2 separate regions of the Homo sapiens genome follow, and region 2 is linked to region 1. A link is a loop called in an ENCODE intact Hi-C map of the cell type or tissue named here. Cell type or tissue: heart left ventricle. All regions are shown on one strand. Each heading gives the region's core, and the rest is flanking DNA. Links, peaks and the distances in the headings are about the cores only.

Region 1 (9,871 bases), core at 1,039-9,038:
ACCCCATGATGTTTTGGAGCAGGGATGGTTTTAATTTAATTCAGAAGTATTTGGTGGGCACTGTGGGGATGAGGCGCTGAGCACGGCACTAGGGAGAGGTAGGGAACAGGATTGAGGTCGACTCTCTGCCCTCAGTACTTATAGTCAAGCAGGATGGTCCAACAATGAAACGTGTGATCGCAGTGAAGATTGATGGATGTGATGATCAGAGAAATCTGGGGAGCTATGGGAACACCAGAACAAGGCCGTAACCCATGCTGTGAGTCAGGGAGGGCTTCTTAGAGGGCAGGCTGGAAATCGCCAGGTCAGAAAATACAGAAAGAGGCAAAGGGGGATGCAGCAGAAGTCAAGGCAGCACAAGGAGAGGACCTGGCCACAGAGGTCAAGGGAAGAGCCCAGGCCAGTGAAGTCAGAAAGGAGCAAGCCCCAAGGCTGACTTGGGCATGAACTGCCAGCCTGTGCCCCTTAACTGCCAGCCTGTGCCCCTGACTAGGTCTAGGTTGGGCCCAGGGCTTAGTAGCCTCCACTGCAAGAGAGACCTGGAGGTTATTCTTCAGGGCTGAAGGTAGCGTGTCATTCTGCAGCCACCTCTCAGGATCACACAGTGAAGTGTGACGATTCACTGTTAGTGCAAGCAGCAAACAGCGAGAACAGTAGAGGGGCCAGAAAGGAAACTGGGTGCCCCGGACCTATGGGAGGCATCTATGAGCAGGTCGATTTTAGGCTTCTCAGGAGAGAAGGTGCTACGCAGAGCCACCACCCCCCTTCCCCACCCCGCTGGGGTCAGGCATCATAGAAACCAAATCACCCGTCCCCTCCTTCCACCTGCCTGTGGCCGACCCAGGTGCACAGGGTCCCCTTTGTTCTCAGAGGCCTTTTCACCAGTGCCAGAGAGCCTGGCTCTGCGGCTGGGCAGATCAGCAGCTGAATCACTTTTTGATCTTCAGAAGATGCCCCAGCTAACACTTGAGAGGGACTCTGAGCCGCTTTCACCTCTTATGAAGAGGCGCCAGGTGATCGGGTGGCGAGCCCGCTGCACAGTGCCCGATTGTCTCATTCCACGTCCCACAGGCAGCTTCAGCGGGGACAGACACACTCTTCAGTTAGCGCCCAGTTTTGTGTGTGGGCGTCCTCAGTACATAAATAGTTGTTTGTTTGTTTTTGTGTTTTGTTTTTTGTTGGTTTTTGTTTGTTTGTTTTTCTTGAGACAGGGCCTCAATCTGTTGCTCAGACTCAAGTGTAGCATCAACCTCCCGGGCTCAAGCGATCCTCCCATCTCAGCCTCCCCAGTAGCTGGGGCTGCACATGCCACTATGCCTAGCTAATTTTTGTATTTTTTTGTAGAGACAGGATTTTGCCGTGTTGCCCAGGTTGGTCTAGAAATCCTGGGCTCAAGCAATCCACCTGCTTTGGCCTCCCAAGGTTTTGGGATTATAGGCGTGAGCCACCCAAATAGTTGTGTCAGATGGTTGAATGAATACTATTTTTTACTGCATTAAAAAAAATAGGAGTGAACTTGGGTTGATCATTTTTGCCCAGATGGGCTATTTTTCTAATGACTGTTAATCATTCTTTTGACTAGTTGACAAATTCTGACTTGTTTGGGGATTTTTTTTCAGCAGGTCATATCAAGCCCCCATCTTGCACCACCCAACAATGACATTTAGTAGTCCATTGGGATTTGTCTGGTACCAGCAATAAGACAGTAATTACTAAAATCCAATAGGAAAAAGTGAAAACTGTGGTAACCTTGGTAATCTGGTAGGTTGGAAAGAGCTCAGATGACCTGGTCACCTCCAGTGTTCATTAAGGTGGTCTGGAAGCTCCAGAGTCTGTACAATAGAAGAGAACCATATTGGATTTTGGCAGGGAGTGGACTTCCCGCGAGGTCTGTGCTGCAGTTAGAAGATTTAATCACAGGACTGCACACAGCATACACCGTGTACTTGGGATACACAAAGGGGTGAGCTTGGAAAGGAGGCAGCAGGGTCAGACAGAGAGTTTTCCATAGGTTTCCCATCAAATGACCTGGAACCCAGGCTGGCTCTGCCTCTGCTTCCTTTTTGCCATTTTTGCAATGGAAAACTGATGTAAGGTTGCCTCACAAGGATGTTAGGAGGCTGAGATGAGACAAGAGCTTTGCTTTGCAAATAAGGGACCATATGTATTTTTTATGTTAGGAATTAATGTTGACCAAGGAACATCTAGTACCTTCAGCTCTGTAGTTTATTCTTTGCTTTCTCTGGCACATTCAATAACACAATTTAGAAGAAAATTGTCTTTTTTTTAAGTTTTCAGAGATCTAGAAGATAATTGAAGTTATTTTGCAAAAGCCTGCTAGTGGCCCAGTCTTGTTCTAGGAAAAGAGTAAAGGGAGGTTGCACGGGAGAGAGTTGAAACAGCTCCTGCATTTCAGAAGTTCCTGGTCCCTTTGGGAAGGTGCAAAGGAAAGCAGTCTCCATGCACATCCCCATACCTTTGCTCCTGCTGGGATCTTCCTCTAGAATCCCCTCCCCTGCCCAACTCTCACCCCAACTCTCCCCCTAAACTGCTTCCCCAAACTAGTCATTCTTCAAGATTGGTTTGAGTATTATTATTCTTGGAAAATCTCCTATAAATTTCTCAGCCATACTTAGATATTTCTCCTCCATTTTTTTCCTTGCATATTTTATATTCTTCATTCTTTCAACAACTATTTATCTCATGCCTGCCCTGTCAGCCCTGGAGTCACACTACATGCCCTGGGTACTTGAGATACAGCAGTGAACAAGACAGCAGTTCTGCTCTCCAGGCCTGACATTCTACTGGGTGGGCATAGAGGCAGTGAATAAGGAAATATGCATCCCTTAGTGATAAATGCTATGAACAATAAAGCAAGATGTATTGTCATCCCACAAGAGGAAGAACACGTGAGGGCCAGGACCATGCCTTTTTCTTTCTGTGTCTCTTAGCTCAGTTCCCTACCTGAATGGATTCAGTTAGGGGTGCTGACCCAGGGAATAACATCACATCAGTGTCATGGTTGTGAAATGAGATGGATACATGAAGAACTCATATATTGCAGGCTGCCTGTCAATGAGATTTTCCTCTCTTTTTTCCTAATCCTCATGCTGCCAGAGCCGAAGCTGAAGCCAGTGGGAGACACAGGCAGGATGAATGTCAGCAGGCTGGGGCTGGCAGGACTCTTGGGCCAGTTTGCTGGACAAGGCCAAGTGCACAGAATGTGCTGGAAAGTAGAACCCCTCCAAATTAGGCCTGCTTCCCTTGGGGAATTATCCTGACCAGCTGGACTGCCTTCCATAAGGAACTGCCATCTATAACAATCATTATATCACCTTAGTCTTTTGAAATGCTTTAAAGCTTGCTAATAATATCCAGACTTACAGCTAACTGCACTATGAATATCTTTCAGATTATTTTGATGCTCTCAAGGAAGATCTCTAGAAAATTGTCTCCAAATCTCTTTAATAGAATATATTACTTGAGGAAGATATATCCATTCATTCATTCAATCAACAAATATTTATTGAATATTTACTGTGTGTCAGACCCTATTAAAAATGCTGGAGATACAGCTTTTCTTCCAATTTGGAGGGTAGAAGGAGACAGGCTTTAAATAAAGTAAGTCAGTCAATGTTATAGTACTTTAAAAGTTGATAAGTGGCATGGAGAAAAATTAAGCAGAAAGGACAAATAGGAAATGCATGAGGGGGCAGGGTGTCATTTTAAATTTGACGATCAGGGGTGCCTCACTGAGAAGGTGATGATGCAGAAAGATTTGAAGTAGGTGAGTGCAGAGCCATAAGACCATCTAAAGCAAGGGGAAACATCCCAGGCACAGAGGCTGGCAAGAGGCTGGAGTTCTAGGGCACAGCAAGGGAAGCCTATTCAGCGAGAGTGGAGTGGGCGAGGGAGAGCTTGGTTCAGAGGGGAGTCAGGGTGCACACAGTCAGATCCTGGGGCCTTTCTGGCCTTTGTAGGAACTTTGGCTTCTAACCTGAATTGGGAAGAAGTCTTTACAGGATTTTAAGCAGAATAAAATCTTGACCTGACTACATTTTAATAGCAGTGATTCAGTAAGAAGAGGATGGTGGCTTGGAATAGGTCATAATGTTGGAAGTGGCATGACATATTAGATTCTGCATCTATTTTGAAGGTAGAGCAAATTGGATTTTCTGGTTACATGAAAGAAAGAGGAGTTGGAGAAGACTCTGAGGGATTTTGGCCTGAGCAACTGGAAGATAACTTTGCCATAAACTGATATATGGGGCAAGAATTTGAGTATAGCATTTTAGGGGTAGATCAGAAATTAATTTTTAGTTGCTTTAATTGAAATGTCTTTTAGACCACCAGATGGAGATGTCAAGTAGGCAGTTAGCTATCTGAGTCTGAAGTTAGTGGAGGAGGTCCTGGCTGGGATTCACATTTAGGAACTTGGGAACATATTAATAGTATTTAAAACCATGAGATTAGAATGAATGTAGATAGAGAAGGGAAGAAATCCAAGGACTGTGCTTTGAGGCACTTCAGGATGCCCGGGAGATGAGGGAGAACAAACAGAGAAGACTGAAAGGGAGTGACCAGTGGGTCGAAGGAGAAGGGGTGGAGTGTGGGGCCCTGGAATGCAGGTGAAGGGTTTCACAGAGATGTGCGCGGTCCAGTGTGGCAAGTGCTGCCGCTAAAGGAAGAACTGAGGATTGACCACTGAATAATCATGATTGGAGTAGGTGAAGAGAAAGTGGGAGGAAAAGAATTGGAAAGAGTAAGTATAGACAATCTTGAGGAATTTCACTGTTAAAAGGAACAGAAATGGAGAGGAAGCTGGAAGAGGAAAGAGTCCACAGTAGATTTTTCTTAAAGATGGGAGATAGTTGCGAATGATTCAATAGAGAGAAAGATTTTGATGAAGAGGGTGAAAATTATTGAAGAGTTATGTTCACACAGGTTAGAAAGAATGGGATCTGGTGAAGTGTGGCCATAGGATCATGGGCCATTTATTAATATCATGTTCTGGGAGAGGACTCAGATTATGGACCCGTGTTGATAGCAGGTTAGGTGTGAGGTGGTCAGCACTAGCAGAGGTTTTCTGATTGCATCAGTTTTCTCAGTGAAACAGGAGGTAAGATCATGGGCTGAGAGTGAGGATGGGAAGGAAGCTCTTGAAGGTTGAAGGGGGAATTTATAAAACAGTTGGGCAGAAGAAGGGGAAACAAATGGACCAATATGGGAGCATGTAAGTTTCTGATAGTAACTCAGATGGTATCCTCTCTCTGATTTTTTTTTTTTTTGCCTCATTTATTGTTCCGCCTAATAGCTGAGGTCCAGCATAATACCAGCATGGAGTAGATGCTCAATAAATGTTTAAGTTAATTTCAGAATTGGAATTCTATCTACCTATATCTCATTTATAGCTAACCCTGTGTGGCACTCACTGTAGCTGACCCTATTGCACTTACTATTCTAAGAGCCTTACCTGTTTATTATACTTAACTCATAACAGCTATGTGTATTGCACTAAAAGCCACAAGACAGGACGAGATCACCAAGGGTGTGAGAAGTAGGTATTACCATTCTCCGATTTCAAGTGATGAAGCAGATTTCAAAAAAAGTCCCACTATTTGCAGGAGGTTGCTTAGGGGACAGTGCAGAGATGTGACTCTCAGCCTGTGTGACTCTCAAGCCCAAGCCAGTAATCACTGTCCCAAGTTCATCTTGCCTACTCTCTTCTTCACCATCAGAGAGCTGTGGCCCACATTGTTTGTCACACATTTCAAAGCTGAGCCTGGAACCAAGCCTTCTCACAATTCAGTGCTCTTCCCACCACCATCCCCTGAGATCTGTCATATCTTGGGATCTACCCATAGTCTACCTCCCATTAACACCCATTAGCTACCCATGATAGTAGCTGTAGTGCCCAGTCCATAGAGACAAAGCAACTGTCATGTGATGAGGGGATCTTGCCTGCATTCACACAGCCATCCAGGAGAGGGCAGTCATGTGTGCCTAAGCACGTCTACCCCACCCACAGGCTCTGCAACCGCAGACTCCGAGCTAGATCCAACCTGTTTCCCGGCTTTCGCCCTGAAGCCAGAGCGCCCCTGAACGTTTGTCTAAACCAATGGTTCTCAAGCCCCCCGCGCCCCCCGGTGACTTTTTGCCCCTGATATGGCATTTGGCAATGTGTGGACACATTTTTGGGTTGTCGTGGCTGTGGGAGGGGAGGGAGAGCTTCCTGGCATCTGTGTAGAGAGGCGAGGCTTGTTGCTAACACCCTCCAGTGCGCAGGACAGCCCCAGCCCCAGCCCCAGCCCCAGCGAAGATCTGGTCCACAATGTCGGTGAGAAACCCTGCCCTAAAGGAAAGTCCTAAACAGCCCCAGGAACAAATAGAAGATGGCTTTGATAAGGATGTTCAGAAACAATAGTGATCACTCAAAAATAACTTGCAGGTTCTGCTTCTTTGGGGAGTGCCAAATGCCATTCTTTGGGGGAATGCCAAATAATGTCTAAGCGGATCTTGACTCATCACTTCAGCTGCTCCCACCGCTGACTGTGCCAGGTTGGGAGGTGTGCGTATATGTGCACTTGACAGCACAGGGCAGCTGAGAGGAGAGTCTGGCCCCCATTAGCGTCCAGGTCCTGTAGGACATACTTACCTTTGTCTGTCTGAAGAAATCATCCTTCCTGTTCTGTGGAAATATTCTCCGCCCGCAAACTATTCGTGATATTGTAAACCTAGTTTTGCAAAAGCATAATCTGTCGCTGATACTGCTGGGCCTTGTAGGAGGAGCAGGTACTTCTTCCCTGGCTCAGAGCACTTCTCATATTCCAGAGTGGTTCTCAGAGTCCACTGACCTCATCTACCTAACAGGCATTCTGTTTGGGAGGGGCCACCTCCTCTGGAATTGGGAATGTTTCCTGAAGCATGCCCTGAATCACCCCATCTTAGAAAACCATAGGCATTTATCCATGCCTTACCCAAAACAGAGATTGCCTCCAAGCCAAAGTGAGCCCAGCATTCATAAAACATTAACCTCTCTATAAATCAAGCTGTTCCACTGTTTCTTACAATGTAATTCTTGTTCAGCAGAACATAGAGCTTGGGAATTAAGATCAGCCTTAGTCAGTGGAATCAGTTTTTGATCTACAGCACGGATATCCTCCCCTTTCCTTCACACAGACCCTACTGTGAATATCTAAGGACTCCTGAATGACGAGCCTAAAGTCAATTTATAGCTATGGCAGGAAATATGAAACAATCTCTAAATGTTCTTCAAGCTATAGGTTTCACCAAAGACCAGAGCATGCATCTTCTTCCCAGTAGTAGTTGTTTTAAAATCCATAGTGGGAAAAGATCTAGAAATCATATGCAGCCACAAAGCTGGGATTTGGATTTACCAGTGAATTTACCAGTGGATTTACCAGCAGAGTAAATTTGGATTTACCAGTGGATTTACCAGCAGAGCTAATTCAAGGACTTCTTTAGAGGAGAGAAAAGAAAGCAGGGTATAGCCACGTGAATGGCAAAAAGTTGTTACGGTGACCTTGCTGGCCTCAGTTGAAAGTAGTACTGTGCTCCTGAAATTTAATGATAGTAATAAACCATTATCACTTATGGCGCGATATGTCTATGGGTTGGGCACTATACCAAGTACTTTCCAAGTACTCTCACTCCGTGCTCAAAATACCACCAGGAAATAGGTATTCTAGATAAGGAATCTAAAACTCCTCCAGGTATTCCAGATAAGGAATCTAAAACTCCAGGAAGCCAAATAACTTGTCCAGGGTTACCCACAAAGGGGTAAAGCTGGGATCTGAACCTGGGAAGGTTAACACTGAGGCCCAGTAGATATTTTAAATGTGCTAAGAGAGTTTGCTCTTGAAATGAAATCTGAAATAGATCCTTTTGAGATAACAAAGACCCTTGTCTCTTTTATAAAGTTTAAATTTTTGGTGAAGTAGGATTCTATAATGTGATACTAAAAGCTTTGTGTGGTTTCATCAACGTGCTGAGTTTGGTTTGCATCACAAAGTCATATGGTAGGAAAACTACGGATTTTTAGAGTCCCATGTGTTTAGGTTTATATTCTCCTTCTACTAATTTTGAGCTCTGAGACTTTACAAAAGTTACTTGCCTCTTCTTCTTCTTCTTTTTTTTTGGAGACTGGAATCTTGCTCTGTCACCCAGGCTGGAGTGCAGTGGCGTGATCTCGGCTCACTCCTACCCTCGCCTCCCAGGTTCAAGAGATTCTCCTGTCTCAGCCTTCCGAATAGCTGGAACTACAGGTGCCTGCGACCATGCTTGGCTAATTTTTGTATTTTTAGTAGAGGTGGACTTTCACCATGTTGATCAGGCTGGTCTTGAACTCCTGACCTCAGGTGATCCGCCCACCTCAGCCTCCAAAAGTGCTGGGATTACAGGCATGAGCCACCACACCCAGCCTACTTGCCTCTTCTAAACCTCAGTTTTCACATCCACAAAGTGGGATGAGTATTATAGCATATGTCAGGTGTCTTGGAAATTGCCTACCAATGGTCACTGTAATTATCACCGTTGGTGTTATTTAGAAGTTAAATGTGTGTTTTTGATTTTGATTTTTGTATATTTTAAATTATGGTGGGTACTTGATTTTGGCATTTGTTTTATGTAATGCCAAAGGCCAAGCATAAAGAAACATGGCTTGTTGAACCATGGTTCATGCTTAGGAAAACATTGGTGTAAAGCATGTTTGTGTTTGAAACTTTAGGAGCTGCCCAGGTTATGGAAGGCGGCCAAGTGGAATATAAGCCCCTTTCGGGCATTCGGTACATGTGGTCGTACCATTTAATTGGCCTCATCTGGACTAGTGAATTCATCCTTGCGTGCCAGCAAATGACTATAGCTGGGGCAGTGGTTACTTGTTATTTCAACAGGTAGGTCCAGTGTTTTTTTTCTATTGGTTTGTCTATGTGGTTTATCTATGTGCTTCATGTTAATATCTCAAAAGATATTTGGGAATGTTGACCTAGCCCCTTAAAAGAAGTTGGCAAGAATAAAAGAGTAAGCTAAAATTTGGGCTGTATTCTCATTTGGTGGTGAGAAGAAATATTACACCCTAAATCTGTCACATTTCCAACCTTTTTACTTTAAGCTAGAAAATTTAGAAAGAAGACAAACAGAAAAGAGATCATATTGCTTAGACTTGAAAGATAAAAAGGGGCTGCTCTGCCTATGGAGTAGCCTTTTTTTTTTTTTTTTTTTTTTGAGATGGAGTCTTGCTCTGTCATCCAGGCTGGAGTGCAGTGGCGCGATCTTGGCTCACTGCAAGCTCCGCCTCCTGGGTTCGAGCGATTCTTCTGCCTCAGCCTCCCAAGTAGCTGGGACTAAAGGCATGCGCCATCACACTCGGCTGATTTTTGTATTTTTAGTAGAGACAGGGTTTCACCATGTTGGCCAGGATGGTCTTGATCTCTTGACCTCGTGATATGCCTGCCTCGGCCTCCCAAAGTGCTGGGATTACAGGTGTGAGCCACCGCACCTGGCTGCCATTCTTTTAATATTAAAAAAAGGAAGGGTGGAACTCCCCTATGAATATCCATCCTAATTGACTTCAGACAAAAAAATTACTGGTCTATTTTGAATATACTTCAGTAAATTCTGTGAGCCTCAGTTTGTCCTCTGCAAAATCAGATAACATTTGCTTGGGGAAAAAAATTAATCCTAAAGGAATTGTATGTAATTACAAAATATAATTTATATTATAGTTAAGAACCAGTGAATTAGTTACACACTTCTCTGCTTATATCCCTATCACATCATGAAAGCAATTGAGGACACACACAAACACACACACCCCTGAACGCTTTACCTCTTCTGTGTGTGTGACTCACCC
Region 2 (9,871 bases), core at 985-8,984, 58 kb after region 1:
AGCACTGGAGTCAGATGGACCTCAGTTCAAATCCTGGCTCTACCAATGAGTGGTTGTGGGGGGGAGCTCTGGACAGGTGATGCTGTCCTTGAGACTTACCATATGACCACGTGCACAGAAGAAATTCGTATGTACAAGCATGCAAAACTCAAAGCCCCATATGATCAATTAAAAATTAAGACTAGGAATGCAGCCACATCAAATAACTGTTGGTGTGGGCTAAGGGTTTCCTTTAAGTAAAGGAGCAACAGGATTCTCCTATCCAAATACTTCGAATATTTTTCTAGTAAGTGAGCTTTATGCAGTCAGGCCAGCTAAACAGCATTATCTTTTAAAATCAAGGAACTGAGAGCAATTTAAAAAAGTAATCTTTGGCCAATAAAAATGATTTACTATCTTCATCTAAAAAGCTTTAATTTCTCAACATCTGGCAGAAAAACGCTGACATTTTCTTTCTCTCAACAAAAGAAAGTTAGCTTAAAATAATTGCTTAAACTTACCTCATTAATACTTCATGGAAATTTCACTCTAATTTACTTAAAAATTACTCTTCCTGACAGGGCGCAGTGGCTCACGCCTGTAATCCCAGCATTCTGGGAGGCCAAGGTGGGCAGATCGTGAGGTCAGGAGATCAAGACCATCCTGGCTAACACGGTGAAACCCTGTCTCTGCTAAAAATACAAAAAATTAGACGGGTGTGGTGGCGGGCGCCTGTAGTCCCAGCTACTTGGGAGGCTGAGGCAGGAGAATGGTGTGAACCCGGGAGGCGGGGCTTGCAGTGAGCTGAGATGGTGCCACTGCACTGCAGCCTGGGCAACAGAGCAAGACTCCGTCTCAAAAATAAGAAATAAAAATAAAATAAAAATTACTCTTCCAAGTTGTTGATAAACATCCTTTTCTTTATTCTTCTTCAAGATTTATTTTCTTGGCCTTCCCAAGCTGCTTTCGCAGACTTTCTGCCTGGCTCTTTCAAATCCACAGCAGCCCCTCTCTTTATATGCCCACCTTCCTTTCTTAAACACGCACACATTCTCCAAGCAGTGCCTGACAGCCTTCTTTGCATCAAGGAGCACTTACAAATGATCCAGAGACCGAGGAGAATACTGTCTAGGCACACCTGCTGGAGACTCCTCCCCGAAACTCTCCAACATCCCTCTAGCCAGATACAATCAACATGTGAAGATAATGAAGACCAAGAAAAAAGCCTCCTAGGGCATAGGATACAGCTGATCCTCCTCCCTACATTCAGCGATTGGCCTGCTCTGCTCTCGCTCCTCCGACAGCTTCACCTGCTCCTCTTCATGTTCCTGTGCCTGGGTCCAGGGCTCATCCTGTTGTGGTCGTGGTGGCGGCTTCAGCCCTTAGAGCTTCCCTTGGCTCTCTCCTCAGGACAGCTAAGAGCACCAGTGTGGAGTCACCCTTCAGTTCAAATGCAGATCAGTCCTTTCTTGTTTCATGACCTTTCTTTAGCCCTCACTTTCTTTTGTAATTCTAAAATAATAATTGGTTTTTTGTTGTTGTTTGTTTGTTTTTTTGAGACGGAGTCTCGCTCTGTCACCCAAGCTGGAGTGCCATAGCGTGATCTTGGCCCACTGCAACCTCCACCTCCCGGGTTCAAGCGATTCTCCTGCCTCAACCTCCTGAGTAGTTGGGATTACAGGTGCCCACCACCACACCCAGCTAATTTTTGTATTTTTAGTAGAGATGGGGTTTCGCCATGTTGGTCAGGCTGGTCTTGAACTCCTGACTTCAGGTGATCCGCCCACCTCAGCCTCCCAAAGTGCTGGGATTACGCCCAGCCAATTCCAAAATAATAATTTTTTTAAAAAAATTAGGCTGGGCCAGGCATGGTGGCTCAGGCCTGTAATCCTGCAACTTTGGGAGGCTGAGGCAGGAGGAATCCTTGAGCCCAGGAGTTCGAGACCAGCCAGGGCAATATAGGGAGCCCGTCTCTTTAAAAAAAAAAAAAAAAAAATAGGCCAGGTGGGTGGCTCATGCCTGTAATCCTAGCACTTTGGGAGGCCAAGGCAGGAGGATTGCTTGAAGCCAGGAGTTCCAGGTTGCAGTGACTGATAATCATGTCACTGCACTACAGCCTGGGTGGCAAAGTGAGACTCTGTCTTTAAAACAAAAATAAACAAATAAATGATATACAAGTATGTAGCGCATGCATTCTCAACAGGGGTGGTGGTGTCCCAAAGAGGTGAAAAGTGTTTCTTGTGGTGGTTTCTACCAATGGTGAAAAAAATCTTAAGACAATACAAAAACTTGGGACCCTCCAAAGCTCAACTCTACCCAACAAAATCTTATTCCTTTGTACTAAATCTAGCAAGGGATAGGAGGTAACTAGGAACAATGTCTAAAACAACTCTTGGAGAAGGTGATCATGAAAACAAGGTTAAGAAACACTGAGATAACACTAAAATGTACAAGTCTCTCCCCCCACAAATCACACTCCATTCCCAGAGGGAAGGGCCTATCCTTCAGCCAATTATTCTTCCAGCCCACAGGCACACATATCACATATCACTATTAATCATATATCCAAGAGCTCTGGACTAAGACCACCTTCAGAAACACAACCCCGAGGGCCTATGTGTCCTAACAGTGAAGGCAGACACTAGAGCAGATACAAGCCTACCAGCTGCTGGGAAACAGCCATGCCCCTCCCTGGCTCTGAAATTTGAGAAGCTTCCCCCTAAGAACCCTCAGAAAGGGAGAAAGAGTAAAGGGAGACCTAGCTTCAAAAAGCACCTCCACAGCTGACCCAAAAGCTCGATTCCTGCGCTGTTGAATGGTACTTCTCGGTGTACGCCGAGAGCATTCAGCTCAAGTACCATTTGAAAAAAAGATGGGGGCACATCTGCCATGAGGTAGAGTGATGACATTCATGTACAAGAACTGTCTGATGCCCCCATTACACCCAGGACATTCCAGAATCTACTGAAGAATGAAGACTGCTTGTTTTTCACATGGATTCCTTCTCACAATGTATTATCATCACAGAGCTTGTTCAAACCTGGAAGCAGACAATTCCTGGTTATTGTCCCCAGTGATTACAACAGTCTCCCTAATTTCAGCTGTGGCTCCCCGTTTTGAGCCACCAGGATAATCCTGCATTACTCCAAACTCTCTAAGTAAACTCGTATTCAACATTAGCTTCTGTTTTTCAAGTGTTCCGTGTGTTCCTTAGATTCTTCTTTCATCTTCTTTCTCCATTAATCCTTCTTTCTGTCCTTCATCTAAATGGCTAGTTCATATCAGGCACAGTTCAAAGGCAAAGTCTCTGTCCTAAAAGCTTACATTCTAGCAGAAAGAGACAAATATTAAATACGGTGTATTAAAGAGTTCACAAAAATATATATAAAATAGGGTGTTTAAAATAAAGAGAGAACAATGGGGGCTAACATGGTCCCAAAATAGGAACCAAATAGATTTCCATCTCAAGTATCAAGATTCCTCCTCTCCTTCCTTCTCACTATCACTTGCTATTCTTGGTATCTCATGCAAGGACAATGAACAGGTTTCAACATTTTCATCTACCCTGTCTCTCCGCAATGAATCCTATAAACATTTACTGAAGATCACACGCTTTCAAGTCAAACTTCAAAACCCTGTGTTCCCAAGTTCCAGTGTGACCTTGGCAAGTAACTGAACCCAGGTCACCCCATTTCTTGTGGGTAGACTCCTTCCTTCCAGGGCCACTGTGAGGATGAAGCCTGTTCAATAGGAATGGAACCCACCGCAATACCTGACACACAACAGCATGCACGCCCTCCAATTTTATCAGCTCCAGGTACAGAGCATTCTATTAACCAAACCCCACTGCAACTTGTTCAATCCATTGTTTGCAATAGCAAAGAAAACCCCACTGCAGACAGGCTCACCTGGGATGCCAGCCTTCACCACTGTCCACTCCCTTTACCACTCTTCCTGAGGCTGGTTCCTGCCTCTCTGTCTTTGCTAAAGCTCTTCTCTCTGCTTAGAATGTGTTTGCATCCCGAATTCTTATTCTTTTTCAGATTGTTGCTGACAAAAAGGACAAAGGAACTATTTTACAAAATCAGGCATGTATCTTATGGGGGGTGGGAGTGGGAATTCTAGAGAAAAACATTTTACATTTGGGACAGTGATGTCAAGATAGAATGCATGCTTTTCTTGAGGTCACCACAGAATCTAAGACTCATTCCATGGCACGAACGTGCTAAAGATTTGATGCGGAGGAACTAGACATTTAAAAGCTGTGGAAAATCATGCTCGCCTCAGGTAAACAGAAGTAAAGTCCAGGAGCATTTTAAAGCCAGGTCCTCCTCTCAGAGGTACAACTGTGTCTTCAGATCAAGGTATCAGCATATGGCACCAACCAGCACAAATTTTTCCCCTCCAAATGTCTATAATCAGGTAAATACAAAAACATTATGACTCAATATACAAATATTGTGAGACTGACAAGAAATTAAAGCTTCAAAAATTACTAGGACGGGTGCAGTGGCTCACACCAGCAATTTGGGAGGCCAACACTGGAGGATCACTTGAGTCCTTTGAGACTAGCCTGGGCAACATAGTGAGACCCTGTCTCTACAAAACCCACAAAAATTAGCTGGGCATGATGGCACACACCTGTGGTTCCAGCAACTTGGGAGGCTGAGGTGGGAGGATCACTTGAGCCTGGGAGGTCAAGGCTGCAGTGAGCAGAGACTGTGCTACTACACTCCAGCCTGAGTAACAGAGGGAGACCCTGTCTCAAAAAAAATATAAATAAGCCAGGCACAGTGGCTCATGCCTGTAGTAATCCCAGCACTTTGGGAGGCCGAGGCAGATGGATCACCTGAGGTCAGGAGTTTGAGCTCAACTTCGCTAACATGGTGAAACCCTGTTTCTACTACAAAAAAATTAGCTGGGCGTGGTGGCACACATCTGTAGCGCCTGTAATCCCAGCTACTGAGGCAGGAGAATCGCTTGAGCCTGGGAGGCGGAGGTTGCAGTGAGCCAAGATCATGCCATTGCACTCCAGCTTGGGCAACAAGAGTGAAATTCCATCTCAAAAAAAAAAATTTTATATATATGATTAAAGAGGAGCTGGTCCAGTGCCTAAAGCAAAGAGTATAACAAACGGTAGAAAGATGCAGAGCTAACAGAATGTCAATTTTGTCTTCTCTGTCTAGAAAATGACCTTTAGACTGCAAAGCTTAGAACACATATAGTTTATAGTGGATTTTTGAAAGTTCAAATCTAAACAAGGAGCGAACAAGTATAGACACTGGATTCCCAGAAGAATCTAGACTCAGAAATAACAAGTAACAAAAAAGTGGGTATCAAGCAGCTCACTGTGAGAGAAGCCTTGGCAAACGGTAGTAACTAGAACCTAGAGAGAAGCCTGCTCCCACTCCATCCCCACCCAGAGGGCAAGGATCTATTACTGGCTGAAGAGCCCGGCAGGCGCCCTCCTAGAGTGGACTCTTGGGGAGAGAGTGTGCAAGCAAGCACTCAGGGAGAAGGGCAGCCATCACCAAGGCTGCATGGACACACAAGGCATGTCCAAGAACACCTGCCCATGTCCCCTCCTTGAGGGGAGGTCAGGCTCCTGTTCATCTTAGTAATCCTCATGCCCATGCCTGATACATAGTGGGCACTCAATCCATGATTTTTCACCCACTGACAGGATTACCAGCCTAGGGAAATGCCTCAGATTTAAAGATCTATCTTGTTTCGGAAAGGCATCTGCATTTGAATGTCACTGCCTTTTATGGGCGTCACATCTCCTTGATCTGCCAATCTGGTAATCTTAGATGGCCCACTAGGGATATAATTGCATTACTTTCTCATAAAAGTTCCTTATGTCTAGCGCACTCCTGAAGTCCAGTTTAGTAACCCTAGAAGGAGGGTACAGTCAGAAGGAACACCATGCCCACTGTGCTGATTATGTCATGGCAGAGGAAACTCGTGGTGATGTGTACCTCAATGTTTGGATTTAGATGTGTTCTCTTCTGTTTTGGTCATTAATGACTTGGAAACTACTTGGCATACTTATTAAGGAAACTGGGAATCAGAAGGATCTTTCTTACGTTAATACACAGTTTATTCAAAATATATGTCAAATCCTGCCCCAAAGTTTTAGAACTAGTAACACTTACTCAGTGAGTTGAGTAAGTTAAAAAGCCAACACTATCTTGGTCTGCATAGTTATACAATTCTTCATAAAATAGTATTGCTTATTTGTTTAAATCAAAACAGCCCCATGAGGTAACCAAGGAAAGCATTATTTATAAGAAACGGGTGCGCATGGAGTTCATGTGAGCCATAAAACCTCCCAGAGTGATCATCACCATACTTTATAGACTGGAGAAGTCAATTTGACAAAGCAAGGATTAGAATCCTTCTTCTACACAGAGTTACCTTGTCTACCTGGCCAAGTGATTCTGTTGGTTAAAACAGGAGGAGCTAAAGCTTTGTAATCAAAGGAAGTCAGTTACCAATCCCAGTGTACTCTGGTAGGTTAAACCACATCTGTGGCAATACTATGATCAATTCTGAGTGATGCATTCTGAAGGGACACTGATAAGCTGACATCAGTTTCTAGAAGGAGTAAACTAGGTGGGGAAGGGATTAGAAAAACCATATATAGCCTATTATGAGAAACTGGCTAGCCAGGAGTGGCTACATATGACCTGGAAGTTTAGGAGAGGCAGGTTAGCTCCCATCTAAATATTTAGATGGAAGTCATATAGAAGAGAGAGTTGATTTATTCTGAGTGACACACAGAGGACAGGCCAGGGAAATATATGGAGAAATTCCTGAGAGATGGACTAGAAGCAAACAGGCATGGAAAAATATCATGTTTTGAGTGCCAATGAAGCACAGGCAGGAAGAGATGACCTCCAAGAAAGCTTGTTGGAGAACATTCTCTCACTGGGAAGAAGGCCAGCCGGGTCTTGAATTTTAGAGATCTGTAGAGATTTTGCTGAAAGGAGATCTTAGCTGAAGCCCCACAGGTAAAAAGAGGTGAAAATAGAGATGTTCCTCAAGTTTTTGTTTTCTTTGTCTCACCACTAGAATATTTAAGAGTCTAACAAACTCATTCCCGCATTTGTAGGTATCAGCTCTTTGCCACTCTCCAGATTGTCAAGCACTGTCTCTTCAGCAGGACCTCTAGGTGCCTCCAAAATAACCCTTGAGTCAGGAGCATGGGTAACACTGAAGAACTGTCATTTATCTTTCCATAACGACAAGGCACATGACCTGTTTGCAACTTTTCTGTAGTTTCAGAATGTACACTCACTCCTCATCAACTCTTCAGCAAGCCCGCTCCATAGGACAAGCCTCAGTCTACTGTGACTCAAGGAAGGCATGAAATCCACCTCAACGTCATTGTCCCAAAAGTTCGCTGTATTGTTCTGAAGGAACTTGTCTCAACCAGCCTGGGGAACCCTCATCTCACAGATCACTGACCACCCGCATCCCCATGCTCCCATCTGCCAACCCCAAAACTGAGTCGAAACACCACGCGGCTCCTTTACTGAAGGTTATTATTGGGACAAGGCATGAAAGTGGGCCAAGGAGAAATGGGATCTCAGCCCTTTGGGTCAGCCTTAGTAAATCTGGAACTCCTCTTGGAGTCTAGATCCAGGTCTAGATCTCAGATTGCAAATGCTTTTTTGCTTACTACAATGGAGTCTGTCCATTTGAGAAAGGTGGCTTTACACAACCAGCTATGAACAGAGAGGAAATCGAATTTTAAACATGGGATAGATGCTGATGGAATCTTACAGATATGTTAACTGTGCAAAAGAGCACCATTTTTTCCCCAATGAAAATGAGAAAATATGACATTTCCATTACAAAGTAGGATAGAATTTCCCATTTTCTCTCTTTTTTTTTTCAAGACAGTCTTGCTCTGTCACCCAGGCTGGAGTGCAGTGGCATGATCATAGCTCACTGAAGCCTCAACCTCCCAGGCTCAAGCGATCCTCCCACCTCAGCCTCCTGAGTAGCTAGGACTATAGGCATGTGCCACTACAGCTACCTTTTTAAAAATGTTTTGTAGAGATGGGGTCTCCCTGTGTTGCCTAGGCTGGTCCCATTTCCTCCTTTTAAAAATATTCATACTGTGCCTTATGAAATACCATACAAAGGTATTTTGTACTTTCTGAGACCCTAAGTAAAAAGCCATTAGGTTCATTTTGCTTTTAATGAGGATGTGTGAAAAAAAGATGAAGTCAGAGGCAAGGCTCAAACACCTGCATGCCACCAAATCCTACACAAATGCCACCCAAAGATAGGCTGGATGCAAACTGAAGTCCAAGCTTCTTAAACACCAAGACAAAGAGGGACATAATCAACTACAAGATTCAGAGTTCCTCTAAAAGAAAGTCAGCCTGAACATGGTTTCCCCTTTCCAGTCCCGAAGTCTGCAAGGATCTTATGATGAAGTCACAGGGGACCCTCCACATCGACAGTAAAGGTGAACTCCATATTTTACATAATTGTAATGCAATCTGAGAGCATGGATGAGGGAGAAAATAAGTTACCCTGAAAGCATTACATCTTCCATCAGAGTGCTATGCCCCAACACAAAGGTCTCTTGGAGATAATACAGTAAAGGCTTGCTACAGACAACCAGGCTCTAACAAAATAAACCCAACTTCCCATCCCTTCCAGATCAAGGGCCAATGGAAAGAGGAGAGTGAACCAGTGCCCAAGCTCCAAAGGGGCAGCCCAATCAGCAGTGCGCTCACAGGGAGGGCTTAGCCTGGGCCATCTCTTCCTATTCCTGCTCTCTTCCCCATCGGACATCAGTGGCTCTAGCATAATAAGGTCAGGAGCAAAGTGACACCCCTATTTCAGATGAAAAGAGGACTTCTCCACATCAGTGCTGCGTTTTCATGGTCCTCTTCCCTTCCCCTTCTGAGCTGGGCCCCTTCTCTTCCCACTGACCCTCCTGCCCTTCTGCTTTGCCCCCACACACCATCTGTTTTGGGCTGTTGCCTTTACTTGGTCCATCAATGGGCACAGGCTACCCTGTCTTCCCTGAAATGGCAAATTTTTAATTGAACCTGCTGCCAGCCTCATACACTGTCCTGTTTGTCATTTATTTCATGCCAAGCCTGCCCATTTCCTCCCTTAGTACTCTCTCCTAACCCCTGGAAATTTGCTCTACCGACGATCTCTCAAAAGGTCACCAGTGCAGCCTGGGCAACACGGTAAAACCCTGTCTCTACGAAAAATACAAAAAATTAGCCAGGCATGGTGGTGCACACCTGTAGTCCCAGCTACTCGGGAGGCTGAGGCAGGAGGATTGCTTGAGCCCAGGAGGTCAAGGCTGCAGTGAGCCAAGATCATGCCACTGCACTCCAGCCTGGGGGGAAACAGGGGAGGGGGATTGCAGGGAGTGGGGAACAGAGGACGATCCTGTCTCAAACAAAACAGGTCATCAGTGACTTCTCAGTAGCCAAATCCAGTGGCCTGTCTCCAGTCATCCTCTGGGCCTCTCTGTAGCACCTAGTATTTTCCAGGAGGGCCCTCTAATCTCTCCTCCTCCAGCTTCTTGTTAAAGGACTTTATCCTGGGATTTCTTGCTCTGGTCTGCCCTCTCTGGACTCAGTACCCTCTCGTCTTGAAAGATGTCAATTCTCCCTGAGCTCTGGCCTCAGATTAAAATGGTTAGGAGCAAGGGCTCTGGAAACTGAATGCTTGAATTAGAAGCCCATTTCCACCATGCACAAAGTTTCCTCTGCTTCAGTTTTCTTCCCTGCCAACCAGAGATCATTAACAGCACTTACATCAGAAGGTTACTGGGAAGAATCAATGAGTTAATTCACATAAGTTGTAAGAACTCAATAAATGTCAACACTTATCCTTCCATCTATGCTTT

What was found. Hi-C counts contacts between places; a loop is a spot of excess contacts. Peaks named below come from ENCODE experiments on the same cell type or tissue, not always from the same donor. Only the 100,000 strongest peaks of a DNase experiment are listed, where the experiment ranks them.
Region 2: a loop joins it to region 1, with 2.2 times the contacts of the local background. A loop is called at or near these places in 86 of 110 quality-filtered maps.

The regions. Positions count from the first base shown.
Region 1 is chr1:94,848,589-94,858,459 of GRCh38, forward strand. It overlaps SLC44A3 (solute carrier family 44 member 3), which reads left to right. Exons shown (of 15, transcript NM_001114106.3): 10 at 8,747-8,912. Among named protein-coding and RNA genes, the nearest start is that of SLC44A3, 33 kb to the left of the region's middle. In heart left ventricle, for the core only: CTCF peaks have their summits at 4,357 (motif pointing right) and 5,977 (motif pointing right); DNase peaks (open chromatin) are centred at 6,023 and 6,573; H3K4me3 peaks cover 748 bases; H3K27ac peaks cover 817 bases.
Region 2 is chr1:94,907,024-94,916,894 of GRCh38, forward strand. All of the region lies in intron 1 of CNN3 (calponin 3), which reads right to left. Among named protein-coding and RNA genes, the nearest start is that of CNN3-DT, 14 kb to the right of the region's middle. RefSeq lists enhancers at 3,401-4,337, 3,536-4,735. In heart left ventricle, for the core only: no CTCF peak of the experiment used is centred there; a DNase peak (open chromatin) is centred at 5,446.